Linked DNA regions of Homo sapiens: region 2 is linked to region 1. Evidence: chromatin contacts called from ENCODE Hi-C or POLR2A ChIA-PET data. All regions are on one chromosome and are shown on one strand. Each heading gives the region's core, a stretch centred on a gene start or an enhancer-like site at or near the end of the contact. The rest is flanking DNA. Distances are from core to core; before and after follow the strand shown. Region 1 holds the start of TIMM23B-AGAP6 (TIMM23B-AGAP6 readthrough (NMD candidate)). Region 2 holds the start of WASHC2A (WASH complex subunit 2A).

Region 1 (5,382 bases), core at 418-2,917:
GTCCTGCCCCCAGAAAAGTAGCTAGCACACTGTAAAAGCTCAGTAAATGGTGTTCATTCCCTGGTCCCCCAATTTACCTTCAAATCTTAATCAAATTAATTTAACAATATTGTCACATTAAGGAAGTGTATATGCCCTTTGTGCTCTGAAACTCAGAAATACTAAGATTAATATGAAACTGTGTTCTAAACAGGTAAAGTAGTAGCTCAGGCCTAGGAATCCCAGCATTTTGGGAGGCCGAGACAGGAGGATGGCCTGAGTTCGAGAGTTTGAGACCAGCTTGGACAACACAGGGAGACCCCATCTCCACAATAAGTCAAAAAAAAAATTTTAAAAATTAGCCAGGTGTGGTGGTACGTACCTAGATTCCCAGCTACTTAGGAGGCTTAGAGGGGAGGATTGTTTGAGCTCAGGAGTGCCAGGCTTCAGTGAACTATAATCATGCCACCGCACCCCAACATGGGTGACAGAACGAGGTCCTGACTCTAAAAACAAACAAAAAAAAAACGAAACAAAACACCATGTGTTGTAGATTCAGTTTTTTGACAAAGGTGACACCAGGGAAATGAAAGGTCTTTTATATTTTTTTGCACTAGAGTCAGTCTGAACATATTTCGTTGTTGTTGTTCCTTAGTATAAAATACCTAGAGAAATATTACAAGGATTCTCTAAAAAGAAAGTACTTTCGTAAAGGCTTTATCCACGACCAACTGCCTATCTTTAGGTCCAAGTTCTATTTATCTAGTTGAACAACCACAGTTACAAAGTACCAAAGTTCTGGAAAACATATTCACAAGACCGAGGAGAGGCAAAGGCAAGATATTTATGCCTCTGTATACCTTGATGTTGCCTATTTCCTTTCCTATAATTCTTACCTGGCTTCTTTCTTCATGTCTATATATCACCTTTAAAGTTCAGCTTACTTCCTAGCTCCTAAAGAAGGTTTCCTAGCCTGTCCCAAGTCATATTTATTTCTCACTTACATGCAATATTACTGAATATTCTGCCCTTACGGCTACTTGGAGGCTCAGAATATGTCACTGTGTACTAAAAAGTTAACTACGGGCTTGCTATTTGGAATACATTTACTCCCAAAGCTGGGCTCTACTCTTAAGGGTCAATCACACGGCCCACCACACACAAAACGTACGAGGCTTGGATATAAACCTAAGAAAACATGCATCATCTCGCGAGTCCAGGTCAATCACGGACAGCTTCCCCAGGAGATCCGTGGCCCTTTTTTAGGCCTTTCTATCTTGAAAGAGCAGCCATGCAGATACACTAACCCCACCACTGGTACTTAAGCTTGTAAACGCCAGCAAGGAAAAAAAAACCAACAACATAAAACATGGGACGCGCAACTTTAGTGTAAACGCAAGAACCAGTCAGAAATAATCGCAAGCTAGGCCCCATACTTACGCGGGACGCCAGCCAAATCCGCGTGCGAGTAACCTGCTTCGCCGGCTCCGAAAAAGCCGGCCAATACCCCTGTGGTTTTGTCGCCGCTTCCCCCGCCTCCTTCCATGGTATCGCAGCAAACCGAGTGGTTCCCGCCGCTGCCTCAAGCCTGGGTGGTCCGCTGGGCCGTTACTCCTCAATAACAGCGGGTAACCCCGCGTTGCCAGCGCCTACTTCACACGCTGACATTCCGGGCGCCGGTTCCCGTTAAGCGCCACACTTCCGCTTTGCGGCAGTGTGCGCCCCGGAAGCCGGAAGCGCCTGACGGCAGCTTTCCGGTGGTGGGAAAGTGAACGAATCCCGAATCAAAGCGGCGCATTGAGGCAGGTGGGGTGCCAGTGGAAGAGGGAAGGCAGGCGAGTGTTTACGGCCTGACTTGGGAGGCCGGCGGATCAGCAATTGCAGAAGCAGGCAGCGGCAGAGAGGGAATGGTGCAGGCAGGCGCTGAGAAGGAGGCGCAGTCCATCTCTCTCAGGGTTAGTGAATGAGGCTCTCCGCCCGGGCCGGCCCGGGGACAGTGCGCTGCTGGTCCCAGCATGAATGCGGGCCCCGGCTGTGAACCCTGCACCAAGCGACCCCGCTGGGGCGCCGCTACAACTTCGCCGGCTGCTTCGGACGCCCGGAGCTTTCCCAGCAGGCAGAGGCGCGTCCTCGACCCCAAGGACGCTCACGTGCAGTTCAGGGTCCCACCGTCCTCGCCAGCCTGCGTCCCAGGGCGGGCGGGACAGCACAGAGGCAGCGCCACCTCGCTTGGTACGTGGGAAAATAAAAATCTTTGTCCTTCGCCTCGGCCCGAACCTTCTGGTCTCAGTCTGAGGACCCAGGGGCTCCAGTCACTCCTTTCTGGTCTTGTGTGCATCGTCACTCTTGAGGTCCACTTGCTGAGCTACCAAAGCCACTAGTGGGTGAATGGGGCCGCATTTTTCCCAGTGCGATTGATGTGAGAAACTCTGATGAGCAGTCACTCACAGGGCGGAAAATGGCAGGAGACTCCACCACCTGTTTGCTTCTTCAGGTTTGATTGAGAAATTGCCTTAGTCGTCAAGGAGATCTAATTGTGTATGTAAAACAGTAGGGCGCTTCAGCCTCTAGATAGGAAGAAAACAACTTCACTTGTTCAGATTCTGGGTCCCAGGGTGCAGAGCTATTAGTTTAAGCTGGCATTGTACCCGTCCCTGGTATACAGTGTTGAACGAGAGAAACTTGGCCTCTGCCTTCATACCTTAAAATCTATCTGGAGAGATAGACGATAGCAAAAGTTAATATAATAAAAGGTAATGGATGTTCTGATAGATGAATGACAGATTGTTTTACCTAACTGAATTTATGGAATCGAAAATAGTCCTCCAGAAGATGAGATGCTTATTCTGAGGACTGTAGAATGAGTAGGAGTTAGATGAAGAGGAAGTAAGAAGTGTTTCAGGAGTGCAACCGAGGCCGGGCGCGGTGGTTTTGCCTGTAATCCCTGAGCTTTGGGAGGCTGGGGCGGGTGGATCACCTGAGGTCAGGAGCTCAAGACCAGCCTTACCAATATGGTGAAACCCCGTCTCTGCTAAAAATACAAAAAATTAGCCTAGCGTGGTGGCGGGCAACTGTAATCCCAGCTACTCGGGAGGCTGAGGCAGGTGAGGCAGGAGAATCGCTGGCATCCGGGAGGCGGAGGTTGCAGTGAGCCGAGAGGGCACCATTGCACTCCAGCCTGGGCAACAAGAGCGAAACTCCGCCTCAAACAAAACAAAACAAAACAAAACAAAAACAGGAGTGCAATTGATATATAGAGTGAACGCAAGAGAGTGTGAGAGATGAGGCTGCAGGGTGGTACAGAAAAGTCAGATCAAATTGGATATGTAGACATTGCTAAGGATTTTGAACTCTAAGGGCATTGATAAGCTACTCAAGGGTTTTTAGTAGGGGAGTGACTTGATTAGACTTATTTATTTGTTGAAAAGTCTGTGTGGCTGGTGTGTGGAAAATAAAGAATGGATTGAAAAGGAACTCAAGTGGAGCATCAAGACTCAGTTAAGGAGTTAATCTAGGTTGGAAATAATTGTAGCTTAGGCCTGGATGCTGGCAATAGGGAAGGGGATGGATTCATGAAAGAATGGGATACTTGAGAAGAAATATTTCTGTGCTGGAGAAGTAGATTGGGGAGTTCGTGGCATAAACATTATAATGGATGCTATGGGCATAGATAACATAAACATGTAGAGAAAGTAAAGGTGACCTAGGGCAGATGCCTTAGGAACACCAAAGTTTAAGAGTAGACTGAAGAGAAGCGGCTGTAGAGGTGGGAGGAAAGCCTGGCTTGTGTTGTGTCAGACAAAGGAGATCATTTCAAAAAGGATGCATTCGTTAACAGTGTAAGAGGCTGGGCAGAGCTCGGGCAGTTCTCTGGTGAAGAGTCTACACTTAGATGTCTTCATACTTAGGGGCAGTACCAAGTAGACTTGCACTAGGCCTTGAAGGATGAGGAAGATTTGCTGTATAAATCAAGAGGAGAAAGAATTATACATGCAGAGGAAATAAGACATGCAAAAGTTGGTAAGACTGGAGCATAAGATGACAGAGGAGTGTCTGATGAGGCTGGGTGGCAGACAGGAGCTTATGAAGAAACTCAAATTCCATTTTAAGGAATTTCAACCTTATTCTGTGGTTAATGGAGAAACCACTAAAAAGCTTTTAAGCGTGGGAATACCATTTGGTTAATATTTTAGAAAAGTGGCTTTTGGACTTTTCTAACTGCAACCCACAGCATAAATTTTATCCAGTACACAGAGTAAGAAATATATGTAACCTGGCAAATAAGCCATATTTATAACTGAAATAAATGTTTCATGAAATAATACTTAACCTTACTATGTGTGATGCATTCTTATATTGTCTGTGTTATTTCATTGAAAAATGACTGGTCATTTGTAGTTTGTAGAACACTGGATAGTCAAGGCTGTAGACAGGGAGACTAGTTGCAAGAAACAAATGGCAGTTGTCTAGTAAGCGATGTGTTTAAAGGGTATGAGGAAGGGATGGATTTAAAATTTAGGATGTAGATTTCAGAGAACTTGGTATAGGGGAGAGAGAACTGAAGGTGAACTTCAGGTATACGTTCAGGTGTACTTCAGCTTCTGTGACTGGATAATTTGTGGTTTCATTAACCTTATTTGCATGTAAAGGAGGAGGAGTTAGTTGCAAATAGGGGTGAGGGCAGTCAGTCCTCACTGGTTGGATCTTAATTAAGATTTCTGCAGAAGAGGTACCAAATGAATACTTGGGGCTGTATTTCGCATGTTTAAATGTTTTCTGTATACCTGGCACAGGACACCAATTAACAGAATGTTCGAAGACTATATTTGTATCAAAAGCCCATTGTTTGAATTTTTGGGATTCCTTTAGGAACTTGGTATTTAAATTTTTATATATAATTATCTTAGGACAAGTAGGCGGGGTAGCGAAATGGATATTTATTCAGTATCTTTAAATTTTATATTCTTTATCTTCCTGGATATATTTCTTGTATTGACTGAAATCGCTAATTTTGCTGGGCATGCACCTGTAGTCCCAGCTACTTGGGAGGCTAAGGCAAGAGGATCACTTGAGCCCGGGAGTTCCCGTCCAGCCTGAGCAACATAGCGAGACCCCACTTCTGAAAAAAGAAAAAAAAAATCTGCAAACCTGCATATTGGCAGAACTCAGCATGTTATTCACATTGTGATGACGCAGGTTTATCCAGATGTGTTGCTATAGACTTTTTGTGAAAGTGGAATGTTCCTTTGACATGCAGGTGAATTTTATTGCGTTTTGTGCCTTTTGGCTGTATCTATAGCTATTAATTGAATGACTTGCTGATTAAAATATACTGGGTACTGAATAATGTTGCTGATGAGAGTAAATGTAAATGGTGTGAAGTCAAAGTTGGAGAATTACTGA
Region 2 (5,253 bases), core at 1,812-4,311, 130 kb before region 1:
TATTGCCCAGGCTGGAGTACAATGGCAGGATCTCGGCTCACCGCAACCTCCGCCTCCCAGGTTCAAGCGATTCTCCTGCCTCAGCCTTCCCAAGTAGCTGGGATTACAGGCATGCGCCACCATGCCCGGCTAATTTTGTATTTTTTTAGTAGAGACGGGGTTTCTCCATGTTGGTCAGGCTGGTCTCGAACTCCCAACCTCAGGTGATCCACCCGTCTTGGCCTCCCAAAGTGCTGGGATTACAGGCATGAGCCACCACGCCTGGCCGAATACTTGTTATTTTTCAAACTCATAAGTACTCCTTTGCTGTTAAAGGAAATAACTGGCAAAGAGATCTCTAACACCTTTATTAATGTCTTTATTTTATATATAGCTCTCCAAAAAAAGACAGGAAGTGGCATTTAACTCCAGCTATTAAAAAATGCACAAACATGCTGCACAAGTTGACTACATGGCATTCTCTTAACTATTCTAAATCTTGGGCTTTTTAAATAATTTTGTGATTCTGAAAATTTTATTACTTTATATCTAACAATCTCAGGAGATCGCTTACTTTAATAATCCTTTTTCCACAAATGAATGCTGATATTCAGAAAGTTGGGACACCCTATGAGAAACACAGGTCTGTTACCTAAGCTTCCTCTCCATCCTCATCTCTTAAGTCTCCACTCTGCTCCAGCCATACTTACTTCCTTTGTATGCTGGAATTATACTATTTGCCAAGGGAGAGGCTCTATCTAATTTACCTATGTATTCCTACCACCTAGAAGAAACAGTAAATAGACAAAAATCACACATAGATTTAAGCTCAGTAATCTGTTTACAGTTGATTCCATATTGTAAGTTCAGCCATCATAAACTTTAGTTGAGAGTATTGCAAGCAGACATATATATCCCCTGAATATAATTTATCAGAACAGAATGACCCCAATCAACAAGTGAAACCATATGCTGGTGTCCAGAGGGTCTAACCAGGTAAACAGCTGTCCTTACAGATCACGCCACAACAAAGGCAGTGTGAGTGCCACAAAATTCAGCACAATTGCTGACTACTCTCAAAACGACAAAAGATGGAAGCACCGAAGTATAAGAAAATGTTATCATTAGACTTTTTTAGAGGCTTGGAAAAAAGGACTTAAAACTTTACAAATAAAAAAGAGGTATTAATCCCAGAGAAAAAAGCTACAATTACCAAGAACCACACTTCCACCAAAATTTAGGAGGGAACCTAACAGTAAGTTATTTAAAATTACAATATCTCCTACTCCCAAAAAAGGAATGATAATATAACTAAATAACTCACATTCTCAATGAACTGGGTATTAGAGAGCATAAGGAAGTCATTGAAGACATTATGCAGGCGACAATCTGTGGCTTTGGTTTCCCGAATTAGTCCGTCCACTTGTTTCTTGATTTCATGGGTCCTAGAGATAGTTTGCTGTGAGAATTCCTGTAGAAACTGTAGTAGCTATTTTAAAAAATAAACATACAGTAGTATCAATGTTACATGTAACTATTCTGCATGTCACATCAAAAAAGAACCCATTTCCTTTCACCTTTGAGTGTTAGAATGTGAAAGAAATGCTTTTTTTTTTTTTGAGAGAGTTTCACTCTGTTGCCTGGGCTGGAGTACAATGGCGCCATCTCGGCTCACTGCACCTCCCGCGTTCAAGCGATTCTCCTGCCTCAGCCTCCCGAGTAGCTGGAATTACAGGTGCCCGCCACAACGCCCAACTAATTTTGTGTATTTTTAGTAGAGACGGGGTTTCACCATGTTGGCCAGGCTGGTCTCGAACTCCTGACCTCGTGATTCGCCCACCTCGGCCTCCCAAAGTGCTAGGATTACAGGTGTGAGCCACTGTGCCCGGCTGGAATGCTGGTTTGACAAGTACTAAAACCAAGTGACATTGGAAAACACTAAGAAAGCTCATCAAAAGAGTGGCAGTGAGCTAATGGACACCTATCTCGTTTCTGGAAAAATTTAAAATCCCTTTTTGGCACTGGGTATGGTGGCTCACGCTTGTAATCCAATACTTTGGGAGGCTGAGGCAGGGTTATCGCTAGAGTCCAGGAGTTGCAGACCAGTCTGGGCAACATAGCAAGACCCCCATCTCTACTAAAATTAAATAAATAAACAAATCAGACAGGTGTGGTGGACGCCTATAGTCCCAGCTTCTCAGGACGCTGAGGTGAGAGGATCACCTGAACCCCAGAGGATTCAGTGAGCCAAGATCAAGCCACTTGCACTCCAGCCTGGGCGACAGGGCAAAACCCTGTCTCCTTTTAAAAGTCCTCTTTGGTTGTCAATCTACAGAGATCACAGACCAAGGGTTAGCTAATCAACCACCACTCTTATTCAAAAATCCTATTCATTTGGGACTCCAACAGTTCTGAGCTTTTTGGGCCCCCGATTTGAAAAATCCCATTAAAGGATATCCACATACTGGCTTGTTTCCCACCCCATTTAGTCCAGGTCCCAACAGGAATCGCCTCCCTAGTGCCCGAGCAATCCCTCAGTGTGGCGGAAACGGATCTCCCCTCCGGATGGAGCTGAGCCAGAAACCCCATGAAGGGAACGTCGCGTCTGGGCCACGGTCAGTGTCTGCCCCTCTCCCTGGTGGCCGGGGACTGCCAGGGTGGCATTCTCGGGGGCTAAACGGGGCGTGTGTTCCTAAGAGGGCAGGCAACGGGACGGGCCAGGTGCAGGGGCAGTCGCGGTCCGGCCCTCCTGCGCGCAAGCCAAGCGTCACCCCTGCCGCTCTCGCGTCCCCGGGGCCCGCCTCTCACGCCCGCGTCGGCCGCCAGCGACCAGCTCTGGCTGCTCCTGCGGATCTCCTCCACCGACCACGGCCGCTCCCACACGGGCTCCGACGCTGGCGCCAGCTCCTGGTCGGGGGTCGTCCGGTTCATCTGCAGCGAAAAAAACGAGAAGAGAAGCTGAGCCTGAGGGCGGCAGGGACGGCGGCCCCAGCCCAGGCCGGCCTCTCTCCTGCCCGGCGCCCTCACCATCCTAGCCGCCCGGCTCGGTGGGCTCCGAAGCTGCCAGCACACGCCGAGGACTGCAGAGCCCCGGAAGCCTAGCCCCAGCCAAGCTGCCCGGGGCGTGACCGGCCTCACGTGACCTGATGTCACGTGACAGAACCCGCACGTGATCCGACCTGCCATGCTGAGGGGAGGAAGCTGCGGAAGTGGACTGGGACTGGAGTTTGGGGTTCTACCCTAGGTTGGGGCGGAGGAAGCTGGAGGATAGGGGCTGACGCCAGGAACGCTGCAGAGGCGGGTTGGCCGGGTGGCGCTGCCCCCCAAGGCCCGAGGCAGCGGCGCGGGATCGGCCACAGCACCGGCCGCCAGTTCGGCGGGTCTGGAAAGAGGGGACCTCAAGCAGCCAGTGGAGCAACCAGCCTGGGAGCCTTCGACGTAGGCGCTGTGGGCGAAGGAAAAGGCCTGGCCTGCTGCCTCTTCTCTTGCAGCAAAATCCGCTGCTGTGAAGGAGCTGGTAGGCGGACGCTCTGTAGATAGAGAATCCCTGATCTGCCTGGGCATCATCTTGCTCTTTATGACCTGCTTGGCTGCCACTGTGTAGGGCCTGCTTAAAGTCCTTTGCACTCTCAGCATTGCCCTCAAGTTCAAGGACAAGCTTCTCATTATGGCAGGCATAAAACTCTTTATAATTCGTCCTCCACTCTCCCAGCTCAGGGCTCCAGCTGTTGTCTCACACTTCCTTGAAGTTCCCTCTGCTGAGTCGCCCTTGTGCCTGACCAACTTACTTACTAAAATAAAAATCCCAATTTCTTTCCAGTCATGTGTGCCCAAGGGCGAGTTATTTAACTTTTCTGAGCTTTCCTCAGTAAAACGAAGCTACATATCTTGCAAGGATGTGATATTAAAGTTATGATATTGTAAAACAGGTGCCACGGTGCTTGGCCTAGGGTGAGCCTTCAACCTAGAACATACCACTGTCCCCATGCACCTTGCTCACACACCCAATCCCAGACTTTTCTTTTGTAGTCACCTCAGTTATCACCTCATTAAATAACCTGATTATCCCAAGTACAGCTTAAGTGACTTAAGTTATTTTCGATGGCTAGCGGAAGGGTCTCCACTACATTGGAGAGCTGGGGTGGTCTGGAGTTCCACGGTGTGGTGGGCCAGAGGCCACCTCTCCTGCGGTCTCTTAGTGTCTCGCTGGCGGGGTTCGGCCCGAGCTAGATAGACACAGCCCTTGGCGGATTTAAACAACCTAAACATTAAACAATACAGCTGCCTCAAATCTTTGGGAATTTCGGAATGACTGACACTGCCAAAGCTGTTCCAAATTTTGAAGAGATGTTTGCTAGTAGATTCGCAGAAGATGACAAGGAGTATCAGGAATACTTGAAACGCCCTCCTATGTGCTCGTTTCTAAAATTCTAGAGGTTAATACAATCAGCTCATGAATGCACAGCTATGCTTCTTGTGATAGATTGTACATAACATCAGCAGTTGAAAGGTAAAACAATTGCTTTTTTTTTTTTTTGCTTTTGTTACGTGACTATGGTACTTTGTGATTCCTTACTCTATAATGAGAATGAGTCGCTCCACATTTATTTGGATCTCTTTTTAGAGGGAAATCAGTAATAAAGCTGTAAAATAAGGAAGGAAAAAAGTTGTTTTTTATGTATTTATCCTAAGGTATTACATTGTATTGTAATCATTTAAATATCAGTCTCTCCTTTAATAATAGCTAACATTTATCAAGTGTTCAGTATTTACCATTTTATACATTGTTCATTTAATTCACACAATGACTATGAGGGAGGGAATATTATTTCCAAATTATAGTTGAGGAAACTGAGGTACAGAAAGGAGAAGTAACTTACTTATGATTAGGTAACCAGGAAAGAGGCAGACCCGAGAACACACACTGTGAGCCAATATGTTACAGTAACCTATAACAGTGTTAACACTAAGGCTGGGCTGGCATGGTGGCTCACACCTGTAATCCCAGCACTGTGGGAGGCCAAGGCGGTTCGAGACCAGCCTGGGAAACATGGTGAAACCCCATATCTACAAAAAAAAAAATTAACTGGACATGGCGGCATAGATCTGTAGTTTGAGCTACTCAGGAGAATGAGGTGGAATGATTGCTTGAGCCCCTGAGACCAAGGTTGCAGTCAGCCGAGATTGCACCACTCCACTCCAGCCTGGAAGAAGACTAAGACTGCTGTCTGCAAAAACAGTCTTAGAGTCTTAAGGGGACTTCATTTTTAAGTC

What was found. Hi-C counts contacts between places; a loop is a spot of excess contacts on that map. ChIA-PET counts read pairs that join two places held with the same protein, here RNA polymerase II (POLR2A). Pooled maps may share reads with other maps.
Region 2: a map of CD4-positive, alpha-beta T cell shows a loop between it and region 1 (5-fold over the local background). The contact joins the promoter of WASHC2A here to the promoter of TIMM23B-AGAP6 in region 1. A Hi-C loop is called at or near these places in 1 of 168 maps with a recorded cell type or tissue (CD4-positive, alpha-beta T cell) and 8 of 50 pooled maps. POLR2A ChIA-PET finds 5 or more read pairs at or near these places in 1 of 52 experiments (OCI-LY7).

What each region holds. Positions count from the first base shown.
Region 1 is chr10:49,938,338-49,943,719 of GRCh38, reverse strand. It overlaps TIMM23B-AGAP6 (TIMM23B-AGAP6 readthrough (NMD candidate)), which reads right to left and starts at 1,667. Exons shown (of 17, transcript NR_158661.1): 1 at 1,420-1,667; 2 at 362-485. It overlaps PARG (poly(ADP-ribose) glycohydrolase), which reads left to right and starts at 1,693. Exons shown (of 18, transcript NM_003631.5): 1 at 1,693-2,211. The coding sequence starts at 1,995. TIMM23B (translocase of inner mitochondrial membrane 23 homolog B) reads right to left here and starts at 1,667. Exons shown (of 7, transcript NM_001290117.2): 1 at 1,420-1,667. The coding sequence starts at 1,525. RefSeq lists an enhancer at 1,783-1,852.
Region 2 is chr10:50,065,762-50,071,014 of GRCh38, reverse strand. It overlaps WASHC2A (WASH complex subunit 2A), which reads right to left and starts at 3,061. Exons shown (of 31, transcript NM_001005751.3): 1 at 3,007-3,061; 2 at 2,788-2,910; 3 at 1,304-1,468. The coding sequence starts at 3,009. It also overlaps the pseudogene FAM21EP. RefSeq lists a silencer at 3,238-3,387.